2 separate regions of the Homo sapiens genome follow, and region 2 is linked to region 1. The links are chromatin contacts, found by Hi-C or POLR2A ChIA-PET in ENCODE. All regions are on one chromosome and are shown on one strand. Each heading gives the region's core, a stretch centred on a gene start or an enhancer-like site at or near the end of the contact. The rest is flanking DNA. Distances are from core to core; before and after follow the strand shown. Region 1 holds the start of PTMA (prothymosin alpha). Region 2 overlaps LRRFIP1 (LRR binding FLII interacting protein 1).

Region 1 (6,345 bases), core at 2,850-5,349:
CCACCTACAAAGTCAGAAACAGTCCCTCCGCAGCTTGAGCACCTCAGCTAAAGGCAGGTGGGGAGACCCAGATGCCAAACCCCCCTTCTTCTCAAGCCAGAACCCACCTCATCATCTTCAGCTGCCCGCTTGCCCGTAGCTGACTCAGCTTCCTCATCTTCATCTCCATCCTCTTCCTCACCTGGAGAGAATCAAAGGCCAGGTAAACCACACTTCCCTCCTACTGTGGCTCCTGGGGAAATCCCGAGGAACATGTAGTGGACTGCAAGGTCCCTGCCCTGCCTCTACTGCCTGCAACTGGGCCCAATCAGGGCACCCACGCCCACTACACAGGTGGGACTCTCCAGAGGAGAGAGGCCCAAGCAGCTGCACCCCAAAAGGCCAGCCCAATAGATCAGTGGCTTTCAGAGCTGCACGAAAGAAACTTTCAGGTGTGCGAGTGAGTGTGAGTGGGCATGGGCACAACTCCATGTCAGGGAGACCTTCCCTGACTCTACAGGTGGGTGCCCAGGGCCATGTGGTCCACTGGCCCCAAGTACCATTGTCCCACTCCCAGGAGCCCCAATTCCTTCCTTCCCCTTCTGCCAGACAAGGCCAGGAAAAAGTACCTGAAAAGGGGAAGATAGACAAGGCTACTCACCATCACCTTCTTCTTCCTCCTCCTCTTCCTCCCCACCTTCTTCCTCTTCTTCGTCTACCTCATTGTCAGCCTCCTGCTCCCCATTTTCCTCATTCTCCTCGACAGAAAACAGGCCATGTCATTACCAGCTGGCCCCAGGCTGGACAGAGCGTTGCTCCTGATGCCCGGCCTCCCACCAGAGGCTGGCGGCTGCATCTACAGCCCAGCCAAGCCAAGCCCACCCCAGAGACCCTTCTCCAGTCAACACCCTCCAGGCTCCATCATGAAACCTGCACATTAACTGCCCCAGGACAAGGGCTTTTCCCCACCCTGGGCCAAGCCCAAACTCAGACTACCGGAGTCTCCTCTGAACCTATTCTTGTTCAGGCGCTGCTCGAAAGGTTTTTATAAATATTTAACTAGCAATAATCGCGCCTCGGGTAAAGCTCATTGGCTACGATACTGCCACTGTGCAAAGCTATACATATACACATACACACACATATATAGGTATGTTTAAAGTAGAACAGGAAAAATTTTGTGGGGCGGTAGCTGCCAGGGCTCAGGAGCAAAGCAGACACTCACAGCATTCCCGTTAGCAGGGGCGTCTCTTCCATTTTCTGCCTCTTCCACAACTTCCTTCTTCTCCTTTAAGTCCTTCAAAAGGGAAGAAGGAACCAGTAACCAGTAAGTCTTCTGAGCAACCCAGGGTAAGCAAAGGCGCTGAGAACTACTGGTCTGTACGGCTGTTCTGTCCGTCCCAAATTAAGAGTCGCATGTTGAGAAAGGCCTGATGCCCCTGCGGTCCCTCTCCCACTGGTCTGGTGGAAGGAAGGCCGGCGGGGGGCATCTGTGATCAAGGTTTCCCATCCTTTAAGGCCCGCTACAGCGGCCCCGGTGGCGGTTCCCACTGCCCCCTGGCGCTTCCCAGGAAAAAGGAGCCATGTGGCGCCACAGCCCCCAGCCCGTCCGGCCGGGTGGACGAGCCCCGGACACTCACGCCCATCAGCCTGCTTCCAAGTGCAAAGAGCCCGCCCCTCGAGCCGTCTAGAAAGGCGGCAGGTTATGTTCCAAAAATAAATAAGGCAAAGAGAGAGGGGCCTGCGCTCGGGGAGAGCCCCACAGGCGCGCCAGCCTGGAAGGCCCGCGAGGCCGCACCGCCCCGGCCAGGACAGGTATCTAAAAAAGCCAAAGCACACCGACCCCCCAAATCCGACCGCTGTTCCTAGAGGCCGCAAACCGCTGCTTGGCGGTGCCCCAGGCCGGGGCCTGCCGCCGGAGCCACCAACTCCCGGCCTCCCCGCGGCGGCTAGGGATCCCGACAGCACCTCGGGGGTGGGACTCCGCCCGGGATCCAAAAGGCAGCGCGGCCCCGGGCGCCCGGTAACTTTTTCCACACGACACGGCCACCAATACCAACAGAGGTCCGGCGTCCGGGCCTGCGGGAACCCCTCGGCCGCTGTCCGGCGAGCGGCTCCGGGCCACCTGTCGGCCCTCTCAGTCCGGCCCGCCCCGCTCCGCTCCGCGGACCCCGGCTCCGCCCGCTCTCGCCCCCTGGCGGCCGAAGCCCCGGGGAGCAGTGGGGGCAGGGAGGTCGCGGCGCGCAGGCGCGCATCCCCCGCCCGGCGGGCTTTGCGCGCGGGCCTCGGCACGCACCGCGCGCAGGGAGCACGTGGCCCGGGGCCGCCGAGTGCGTCCCTTGCCTTGGAGACTCCCGGCCGGCAGGCAGAGCTTGCAGTGGCACGCGCGCGGGTCGCGCGTCGGTCGGCCGGGCTCTCGACTCGACGCCCCACTGCCGCCACCCCGGCAGGCCCGAATGTCTGCATTCGGCGGGCCAAGTCCCACGGGAGGTCGCCCCAAAGTCCACCGGGCTGCGTAGGTCCGAGACTGTCGGGGATGCGCCTCTCGGGCTACTACTCATCGCCCTCGCGGGAAGTCACCTTTTGGTGCTTCGGAGAAAATCGAACAGCCAGGCCCCGCACTGGGGACGGTGTTCTCACCCCACAAACTCATTCCCGGACTGAGTCCAGAAGGGGTCACTGAGAGCCCCTGTGGAGATCCGGGCCCCGAGCTCCGCTCTGCCAAGAAGTCGCCCCTGGGAGAGTCAGAGATGACGCCAGGGACACAAGGGTTAAGGAGACGCCAAGGTGACTCGCGCCAATCCCTGCAGGGGCACGACGGGCGCGGACGAGGGCCGAAATATTAAGAAAGAGCCAGTCAGTCTGAGAGCGCCCCGCTCCCGCCAAGGGCGGAGACGCTACCCAGGGCGGGCAGTGGGACCGAGGCGGCGCCGACAACAGGAGCGGAGCCGCACCAGCCGCGCAGGACCTCATAGCCGAGGGCAGTGAACCCGCCACGGGGCCCGGGCGCCCCCCCAGTTCGACCCTACCATTGGCCTGTCGCGGCCGCCGTGTTGGCCCGCGTCGCCCCGAGCTGCGGCGCACACGGTGCTCCCGGGCAGCCGCGGGGGGCGCCCATCGTCGCCCCAGCGCCGCGCTTCACTTTCTCTTTCCTCCCTGCGGCGCGTGGGCTCTCGCCTCCTCAGCCAAGCCCGGCACCGCGGGTGCATGACTGAAGCTGGGCGGCCGCTCCCGGCGCACTCACCTCGAAGGGCGCCCACCCCCGCCTCCCAGAGCGCCCAAAGCGGATAAGCCCGTCACACCTCCGCCGGGACGGCCGACGTCGCGGCCAGCCAGCCCGTCGCCCCATCCGCCTTATCGGGACTTAGTCTAGACAAACCACCTCAGGTCCGCTGCAGGGCGCGAAACCGCCGGCCTGGCGCCGAACAAAGAGCAGCGCGGCCGGCGGGCGCTCGCCGCCACTTCCCGCGGCCGGCCCGCGCCCCAACACGCGCCCCCCAGCACTTCCGATTCCCAACGCGCTTGAGTTTCAAAGTTATTTCCGTGCGCCCGGCGGGCCGACGACCCCCAGCCAGGCTCTTCTCCTCCCGCCGCCACTCATACCGGCCACAGACGAGTTTCGAGGGCCGTGAGCCGGCCTCCGCGCCTAGCCCTCGGCCCCCGAGGGCGCCCGGCCCACTCCCCGACGGGCATCACGTCTGCCCGCGGCGGTTCCCGCCCCCTCCCCCGCACCACACAAAGAGTGGGCTGCCTGAGGGCACCGCGCCGGGGGCGGGCCGTTTCCCCGCGAGAGGGAGCAACAGCGGGCTTGAGACAGTCCAGCTGCTGCGCGCCAAACACCGCCCGAGCGGCGGCGCGCGGACCCCGAGGGGGCGGGCGGCGTCCAGCCTCACCTTGGTGGTGATTTCGGAGCTGGTGTCTACGGCTGCGTCTGACATGGTGGGGCACGCCGGTGATCCGATGCAGGGGATTAAAAAGAAAGCGAGAGTTCAGGGACTCTGGCGATAAAGCTGCCGGAGTCCGCGGCGGCGGAGGAGGCGCGCGGCGGAGGCGGCTGCGGCGAGCAAGGAGGCGGATGAGGAACAATGCAAAGATGGCTTTTCAGAGCAGCCAGTGGGGGACTCACGCGGCGCCAGAAGCTTTAATATAGATTAGTGGGCGGCGCTCGGCTTCCCATGCCCGGCCGCTATTGGCTGAGCGCAGGGAGCGGGCGCTCGCTCATTGGCTCGATTCCGAACAATGGACAAGCGTGCTTAAAGCGGCAGTGCCCCGGCGCGTCCCGCGCTGCGCAGTCGCCGATCGCACTGTCATTCAAGGCCGGAGTTTGCCGGGTCTCAGCAGGGCCGAGGGCGCGGGGGAGGGGTGCGCGAGCGCGTTCCGGACGCGCGCTCCCGCAGCTGTTTTGCTGGGGCTGCTGACGCAGAAAGCCAAAGCGCGGCAAAGCTGCCCGCCCAACCCCCTTCCCTCCCTCTCCCGCCCTCCCCGCGGCTGCTCGGAAGGAGGGGGAGGGAAGAGGGGGCGGCGGGCACACGACGGCTGCCAGCGCGGGGGAGGGGAAGGCGGGGTGCTGGGCCGCGCTCGCCCCGGGCGGTGCCCAGCGCAGTGCCCGCGGAGGTGCCCGCCCCCCGCGCCTGGGCGCCTTGGACCAAGGATTGTCCCAGTGCAAGTGGACGGCAGCCCCACGACGAGCAACGAGGTCACGAGGCCGAGACCCGGGCACCTGGGCCGCCCCGTCCCTCTGCCATGCCCTCGCGCCCTCCCAGGGCAGGGCACCCCTAGTCCTGTGGGCAGGCGACCTCGATTGCCCACCATCAGGTCCGGCGTCCGTCGGCCAAGTCAGTCGACAAGCGGGCACCGTCCCAAGCACACACGGATTCATGTATCAAGCGGACTCGATGCGCGATGCCGGCTCCAGCCCTCGAGTGGGACAGCCCGCGGGCCCCGCACGGCATAGCGGTCCCCTCATTCTAGGTTTCTAGTTAGGGTCTGTCCCGAGCGGTCACTGCCGTCGCGACAGCCTCAGGGCAGCCTCCTCCAGGGGCCTGCCGGGCCATCGAGTCTACCCTTCTCCCACCCCACTGCTGGACTGCGATGGGCACATGAACATTACAGAGTTCCTCGGGAAAAATCATCGTCTCTGGAGCCAGTTGGGCTAATCTTTGGGGACTACCTGAAATTTGGGGGACCATTTAGAGAACCATGCGGAGCCCCGAGAAAGGGGAGCATCAAAACGCCACACTCAAGATGGCGCCGGGCTCGGCAAGCGTGGCGTGACGTAGCGATCTAGCTCACGTGGGCGATCCGAGAACAACAGGCTACGCTGGCCTTATCGCCACCGCACTTAGCTGTCGAACTAAGAAATCGGTTGTGTGGGAAAAAGGACCAGAATAGGTGGAAAGATAGTCCAGAAATTTACCTGTGCCACACACAAGATGGCGAGACGTAGGGTTCGTCCCTGTGCTGCCAAAAGGGGGCGCCCGACACGGAAGGCGGGACTCCGGAGACACGAGCGCACATTGGCCGAGAGTGGCGGGCGAACACAAAGTTGACGCTTTGCGTCCTTCCATTGGCAGTTTCTTCCGTCTGTCTCTCGGTTGCAGCCGAGCTGGGAATGGGGAAAACCCGGAGTGTGGGATCGTGGAGGGCGGACGATGCCAAGTCCAGCAGAGCTTGCGCTCGGGGCTAGAAGAGAGACTGAGTCTCCCTTCTCAGTTTCATTAGGTAATGGGCGACATGGCTCCGTCTCCACAGCGGGGCTTTGCTGAGCTTAGCACGCAGTCTCCCGGCGGGGAGGAGGCGCGCAGTGCCGGGCGCCACTCCGTCTCCAGTACGCGTTAGGCCCGCGTTCCCAGGTGCCCGTCTGGCCGCTGGACTGTTGGCCTTTCCGGAGCGAGTTTTACTTTAGGAAGAAGCCCGGGATCCCGGTAGTTTAGCCTGAAGAAACGTGGGGCAGATGCTGGGCAGGGCGGGGATACCGCGCCAACACCCGCTGCCCAGCGGTCGCCCTCCTATGCAGCGGCGAAGGGACGCCCGCTGTGTCTCCGCCCTGCCCCCAGGCGCCCCAGTGGCTGGAGGTGGCATTCTCCACTGGACGGGCGCGCCTCAATCCGGGGGACTTCCACAGTGCTGTTCCCGAGGACTACGCGTCTCAACTCTTTGTCGGGTTCCCTCCCTCCCACTGCCAGTCTGTCTTCACCGCCGCGCAGACCTGGGGCCGCCCTTCACAGAGGAAGGGCTCCTTGACCTCAGCCACCGTGACCCCCTCCTTTGTGTCACATTCTCAGAGAGTTGGAGGGATTATGCGTCATCGTAAACAGGGGGACAGAGCGCCTTCCACCTGCGGCGCATCCATTAAGTTCCAGTTAC
Region 2 (7,129 bases), core at 4,382-6,881, 6.0 Mb before region 1:
CACAACTTTAGGGCAGGCAGTTCCTGAGAAATACTCTGACGTCACTCCTTCCACCCAGGCTGAGAAGGCCCTGCAGCCTGGAAAGCACCGCATGTGAACCAGAGGCGGCTCCCACCTCCCCCCGCAGAGCCCAGGGGAGACCCAGGGCATACAGCTCATGTGCAGATTCGTGGCTGCCATGCCCGCCGTTTGCCAGGAGCCTGTTAGCGCATATTAGGGACACCCAGTGGGCCAATGGACAGAGGACTGGACCATGAACAGCAGCTCTCCTCAGATGTCAGATGGAAATGACGCCCCACGGGGCTGTTCAGGGAGAGAAGCCGTTTGCCAGCTGTAAAGCACTCTGCAAACAGGAGGAAGTTCTCCTATTAATTACACACATTCATTTTCGCCTCCAGGTTTTAGCGTCAAGCAGAGAAGTGAAAAAGCAGCAGCATTATTTTTCTAGGCCCCATGATACATCACCAGTCTAGTTTATAACCTTTTTGGAAAAGTGTTAAGGATGTAATTCAAGTTCACTCACGTGAATGTGACAGGAATATGATGCAGCCGAAGCCTGAAGTGGCCACAAAGGCCAGTTTGTTCACAGACAAGCAGGGGCCTCGGTCCTTGTGCGATTCTTCCCCTGAGCTAAGAAGGAATCAAGCTCCTGGAGGGGCCGTGGTGTACCCAGGCTGTGACACGGGATCCCTTTCCTGAGCCACTTTGCTATAGGAAGTAGCCACAGCCACCAACTTTTGTTTTCTCTGCAAACCCCCCAACCCTCAGATGCAGTGGCCTCTAAAGTTTGCTATTCACAGCAACCAAGTGGGCCGGGTGATGTTCTCCTGCACAGACGTGGACAAGAACGGACGGCACAAGGCTAGCACCTCCGCAACGCAAGGGAGGCTCACCTCGGTTCCGTGTACCCACCACCCCATGTCCCCCAGAGGCGATGTGCACTGTATCTCAGTTCCAAAAGAAATGCTCATGTGGGCAATCTCACGAAGTCCCCCAGGAACCACAAAGAGCCTTCCCTACGGCCATGACTGTGAGAACGATCGTTACCAGGCACAGGGCACTCTGGGGTGGCAGCTGGCAGTGGCGGAAGTGTTGACTTAGAGGGCATTTTGGAAATGTTGGGGGGACTGGGATGTCAAAAAGATTGGGAAGAAGCTAAGGGTATTGGGGCGGGGGGGCAGGGCCAGGTCGGCCAACCATCCCGCATTCAGACACGCCTGCGATGGGAAGAACTTTTCCCTTGACTGCTCAGGAAGATAGAAAAACCACTGTTTTGGCCGGGTGCGGTGGCTCACGCCTGTAATCCCAGCACTTTGGGAGGCCGAGGCAGGCGGATCATCTGAGGTCAGGAGTTCAAGACCAGTCTGACCAACATAGTGAAATCCCATCTCTACTAAAAATACAAAATTAGCCGGGCATGGTGGCGCATGCCTATAATCCCAGCTACTCAGGAGGCTGAGGCAGGAGAATCACTTGAACCCGGGAGGCGGAGGTTGTAGTGAGCCGAGATCTCACCATTGCACTCCAGCCTGGGCGACAGAGCGAAATTCCATCTCAAAAAAAAAGAAAAAAAAAAAAAAGAAAAGAAAAACCACTATTTTTAATTTTTGGATTTACAAACTGATTGCAACTTACATATAAACTCAAAATATGTTTTACACAGTTCAAATATACATGAACTATTCCAGGAATGCAATCGACATGGAAATTGAAGGAAGATGATGATACTTGGCTTTGTTCAGAACTTTCCTGAGAGTTAGTCAACTTTGTAGAATGTCACGTCATAGACAGCAACATGAGGGGTGGTGTGTGGGTCTCAGTGCAACACACCTGTGTCAGCCTCCCTGTGACGCCAGGCACAGGTGTGTGCAGGTCTCATCACTGCATTCAACTGCTGGTGTACTTGGTCTTGAGTATTTCTATATCAAAATTCTTATTATGTTACTATAAACTACCTGTATTTTATTTTTTAAGGAAATGTTATATTGACTCGAAATTATGTGCGCTGGTTGACTTTCTCACCTATGCATTTCATTTCAGGCTAGTAAGGAAGTTAAGGAACTTGTAAAAAGACAGGGTTGAGAACCACAGCTTCAGAACTCCAGTGTGGATCTCTCGTCTCTCCATCACACTGTATGAACCAGCCCCGGCACAATTCAGAGCACAGGTCTGGGTGCCTGGTGCTCAGGCCATCATGAAGATTTGGATGGCATAAAGTTAGAGATCAAAGCCTAACTGATTACTTAAAACACTATGTTTCCATCAAAATTAACTCAGACAAATTATGGAGTAGACTGAAATTACCATGAAAGTTTACGGTAAGACGGCCACCTTCAAAGAAGGCTTTAGCTTACAAGGCTGCTCCTGGCCGGGCCCACAGGCCCCAGGAGCCAGCACACTGTCCTCTGCACTCGGGGGACCTGGCAGACAAGTCCAAGAAATGCTGGGTGCCGACTGCTTCTCTCAGCTATGGCTGCACTGTTCTCAGTAAAGGTCTGAGTTTATGCAGGTGCAGACTGTCAAGAAAGGAGTCTGAAGACCCAGCCACAGCCTCCAGCTTGGGCTCTGTCACCTACAGTTATGTGAGCCTGGATAAGTTACTCGGTTTTTGAACCCCAGCCCTCATTAAAGAAGTAGGAGGGGACGTAATCTTTAAGAGCTTCCTTCCCCTCTGAAATTCTTTGGGTTCATGCCAGAGGTGAATTATTTGTACACTGAGATTGTCCACAGACTGTGTCTGTTTTGCTACTGGAAATCTCCAGGCTTTGCTTTTCAGAATAATAAGCTTCTTTAAAGTCCTTCGCATCCTAAAATAGCAAACGTATTAATCGGGAACAAAATGATTGATGTTACTTTATTGATGACTCACACATTGACCTATTCAAACCTCACAACACAATCTTGGGCTTAGCAGCTACTCCCACTGGCGCTAAGAAATAAATACGCTATACAGTATCTTCCATGCAAGTGAACTTCTACTCTTGCTGTTAATACATTTCTTGCTTTTCCTGAGATGAATGAATCTTCATATTTCCTTCAATTGCCTCAACATGATGGAAATACAAGAACCATGACTACCACTAACAGAGACGTGCGGGACTGAGAGGCGAGGGCGGCTGGGCCTCCCCTGTGCCGTTTCCTCTCCAGGTGACAGGTTTCCCTCCAGGCAGCACGTCTGGGCTCCACTCCCTTCACCTTTGCCTGCTCTGCTCAAGACTGTCCTACAAACCCCAGACCTCTAGGGTTTCACAAAAACATTTAAATTGTTTCCTCTGAGAAGAAGGCTGAAAGCTCCACCAGCACCAGGGCAGCACACAGCAACTGACAATCTTTCCTATATTCAGTGGATATTCCCTGGAACCAGCTATAAAAGAAACAGCAGCTGTCATGTTTATCCTCCATGAACTTATCTACTTGGATGAGGTAGGGGAGGAGTTACATCATACCCAGAAAAATAAAAAGGCTTAAATCACAGCAGCTCTCAGGTGTATGCCGACATAAGCAGTAGTTAACATTTTAGCATGGTACAAAAATAGCAAAACAAGTTTCACAGCTATTTCATTTCTACCATTATTTTCCTTATGTAGAAAAGTAAAGCTCATTGGGCCGGGTGTGGTGGCTCATGCCTGTAATCCCAGCACTTTGGGAGGCCGAGATGGGAGGATCACTTGAGGTCAGGAGTTTGAGACCACCCCGGCCAATGTGGTGAAACCCCATCTCTACTAAAAATACAAAAATTAGCCGGGTGAGGTGGCAGGCACCTGTAGTCCCAGCTGCTTCAGAGGTCTGAGGCAGGAGAATCGGTTGCACCTGGGAAACGGAGGTTGCAGTGAGCTGAGATTGTGCCATTGCATTCCAGCCTGGGCAATCAAGCACGACTGTCTCAATAAAAAAAAAGAAGGAAAGTAAGTTCGTTCTTTGAATGTTCTCTTCTGTCTGGAAATTACCAGGCAGAGAACAGAAAAGTTTGACAGAGTGAAGACTTCCCAGTATGCATTCAAGACAAGGACTTCTGTCCTAAGAGGCAGCTTTGGTAAAAAGAAATCCTTCAGCCCCAATACTGGGGTATGAGACAGCAGGGCTGCCAAGAAAAGCTGACAACAGCGACAAAAGCAGCAGCAGCAGCCGTGGCAGCCACAGCTATATCTTGCACATTTACTACCTGCCAGCCCCTGCCTGCAGCATTGCATACAGTGGTGACAGTTATCAGTACCAGTTCCGAGTCAGCAGGCCTGGGTCTGAACTGGCTCCACTGCTGACTAGCTGTGAGGGCTTGGAAAGTCCCTGACCTTTCTGAGCCTCAGTTTCCTCTTTATCTGAAAAACTGAGAGAAAACGATCTGCTCCCCATGAGGTTACAGCAAGGGTTAGAGAAGACCTTCACATAAAACACCAGGTGGGCGCAGCAGGGGTTTGGTAAATATTAGCTACTTTCACTACTTAGTGTCTTCTTTGACAGCTACTGACCTAAGAGTATAAATCCGGTTCAGAGAAGTTTAGAAGCACGATGAGAAGACAAGCATGCTAAGGCACCCACCTAGCAGAGAAGCAGGAAAAACTGGGGAAACTTCAGAGGAGGGGGACAGAGGTTCTCAACCCACAGGGAAAGCCCACTCCTTTCCCTAGGAAAATCACACAGCCACGTGCCACATACAGTAAAAAAGACAGAAGGATCACAGGTGGCGTTGCTTTGATCATCTTCATTACACAAATAAATGAAACATTTTGGTTAAAATTAAGAGTAAATCTTCATTATAGTGATTTAAGATAAATTACTTCTCTACTACAAAGTAGTTATACTTTAGATTCAAGGGAAAACTACTTACCTAGTTTTAAAGTTGTAAAGTTACAATCCCAAGGAGAAACCACTGGAAACACTGGCCCTTTCCAAAATGAATGAATGAGTCTCGGAATACATATAATTTCTGTTGCCAGGTGTGTGTGTGTTTTGGTTTATTGTTTTGGAATCTGGCCTGGGGCAGGGGGATTATACTACTGGTCTATAATCAAATACATGGCAATTTTGAATGATTAAATCTTGCATGTAGTCAAAATATTTAATTTGGGAGAAAGAAACGAATTTACTTAATTTTATCTAGGTAGTCTGAATAATAAAAGTTCTAGTAAGTCCATTCCATGAAAACAAGCTTCTTTATTTAAAAAAAAAAAACAAAAAACAAATTTGGGCGGCCTCCAGTAATAACAGTGAGGTAATAAAAATCCTCTTCTCCTGTCCCATGTCTAACACGTAGTGAGATGTAATGGACTTACTGATTGGTGAAGAGGTTGGTAATCTAAACATTATGGCCTCTGGGGCTTCAAGATCACTCCTTTAAATACGAGCAGATATTCTGGAAGCACTGGCATATGAGTAACCAGTCATAAACAATTCCTTTGCTGAGTCACACAGCCTGATTTTTCGGGGATAAGAAGTTCCTCTTGGACATTGCCTTTTGAGGACCAAACATGCTGCACCAACATTTAGTCTCACAATTCTGTAGGGATTGGATAAGAATCTCACTATAATCAGGTAACTCTCCAATCAACTTCGCTGAAACACCGTTCTGCAACTATAAATAACTTGATTTCCTGTGCTCAGCATAAGTGGCAGTTGAGACTGCAGGGTTTTTTGAAATTTGCTAAGGAGGCTTCCGCTGTGGGATATTAACTCAGGCTGAACAGAAACTGACTCTTAAAGAAAAAGGGAAATTTAGTCTCCATCTTTGCCCCAGTAGGACACTCTCAATACTACTAGAAAAGACCTACCTTACTATATTTATGTCTTACCTGCCCGGGGAAATGACATGCCTAAAACACACACCATATGATTCCACGCTCCACCATCTCAGACTGAGCTAGAGCAGGGCCAGCCCGCCTCGTGCCAACTGATTCATCCCCATATTGGTCAAGACTCCACTCTCCCACACCTGGGGACCCTGGCCCAGGTACCTATAATGAGATGGGACTTGGGAGACTGTGTGTCCACGCTCTCCCCTAACAGCCCTTTCTTGGGACAGTGCTGGTCATTTAGAAGGGCTGAATGCTAATCAGTATGTGGAAAGAGAGCGGGGTGACACAAGCCATCGCAAACACAGGGAAGTTACAAAAGCTGCAGAAATGCACAGTGTCTCCACTGTCCGCATCGGACCCTCTCCTACAGCTCCAGGGCTGGTGCCCACTTGCTGAAGAAGCCCAGGCTCCCACTCAGATCCTGCTTTTGTCTTCTAGTTGAGGTGGAGCTTGCCAAATCTACTTCCTCTGACCAACCCGGCTCTCCTCTGCATGGGTGCGGCCCCCAGTCCCTCCTTTCCGCAGGAGACCCATCCCTGAACCCACGGACACAATGCAGAGCAAGAACTGGCACAAACCAGTGTGAAACACCCACAACCACTTTCCTGTGCCTATACCCAGCCCATGGCCCAGGGCAGCCGCTGGGTGACGCCCTACCCCCCACCCATGATGACCCCCAATTCCCATCACCACTCAGCACATTTCCTTCCCTACCTGAACATTAGCCTCTTAACAGGAACTGCATTTTGCTTTTGTTCACCATGTCTCACTCTGATACAGTTTTTGCTACCATTTACCAAGAAAAGCTCCTACAGGTTCACAACTTCTCTCTGAAAACCCTTGGGGCCATGATTCAGAATTCAGCATTTTTGGACATTAGAAACGTAGTAAGATGCATACACCATATATTCTGGTACAACCCAGAGTAGCAGCCCTTAATCAAAGACATCAACAAGACTGCAGAGAAACGTAAGAAAATTCACACTCAGAGGGATCAGTGAAGACCAAAACTAGCCCCCCATTGGACAGGGCAAGTCTCACTGCCAAAATTCTGCCACAAACTTATAAAAACAAAACAAAACACAAACCTTCCGGTCTTCAAAGCTTATTGGGTTCTGGAACTGGGGGTGAGGGACAGTGGGCCTGGGCTGATCACATAACTACTCAGTTGGACACAGTCCAGACTTTCCTCTCCCTTCCTCCCGGCAGCATCTCGAAGTCATCTGAACCCAGACCCGCCCAGGAGGCTCCCAGCCTTAAGTAATAGACCCTGTAGCCAGTGCCTTAGCTGCTCCAGGTGTGCCTCTACCTACTCCTCTGATTAGCCTGTCCCTAGTTTC

What was found. A loop is a pair of places that touch in the nucleus more often than their neighbours do. ChIA-PET counts read pairs that join two places held with the same protein, here RNA polymerase II (POLR2A). Pooled maps may share reads with other maps.
Region 2: a map of naive thymus-derived CD4-positive, alpha-beta T cell shows a loop between it and region 1 (13-fold over the local background). The contact joins the enhancer-like site here to the promoter of PTMA in region 1. A Hi-C loop is called at or near these places in 1 of 168 maps with a recorded cell type or tissue (naive thymus-derived CD4-positive, alpha-beta T cell) and 9 of 50 pooled maps. POLR2A ChIA-PET finds 5 or more read pairs at or near these places in 1 of 52 experiments (OCI-LY7).

Annotation. Positions count from the first base shown.
Region 1 is chr2:231,706,279-231,712,623 of GRCh38, reverse strand. PTMA (prothymosin alpha) reads right to left here and starts at 4,099. Exons shown (of 5, transcript NM_002823.5): 1 at 3,873-4,099; 2 at 1,205-1,276; 3 at 641-734; 4 at 108-181. The coding sequence starts at 3,917. It also overlaps the pseudogene LOC124906134. RefSeq lists enhancers at 2,775-3,412, 3,991-4,050, 3,413-4,051, 4,052-4,689, 5,329-5,967 and 2 more and silencers at 1,471-1,520, 1,821-1,910, 2,851-3,160, 3,591-3,770, 4,291-4,690 and 1 more.
Region 2 is chr2:237,693,798-237,700,926 of GRCh38, reverse strand. All of the region lies in intron 1 of LRRFIP1 (LRR binding FLII interacting protein 1), which reads right to left. Among named protein-coding and RNA genes, the nearest start is that of LRRFIP1, 70 kb to the right of the region's middle. RefSeq lists enhancers at 418-467, 478-527, 3,634-3,843, 6,166-6,345 and a silencer at 2,521-2,570. Within about 2 kb of position 5,631, at least 23 of the 41 ENCODE cell types and tissues checked have a DNase peak (open chromatin) inside an H3K27ac peak, as active enhancers do; they include OCI-LY7, where a contact is called at or near this core.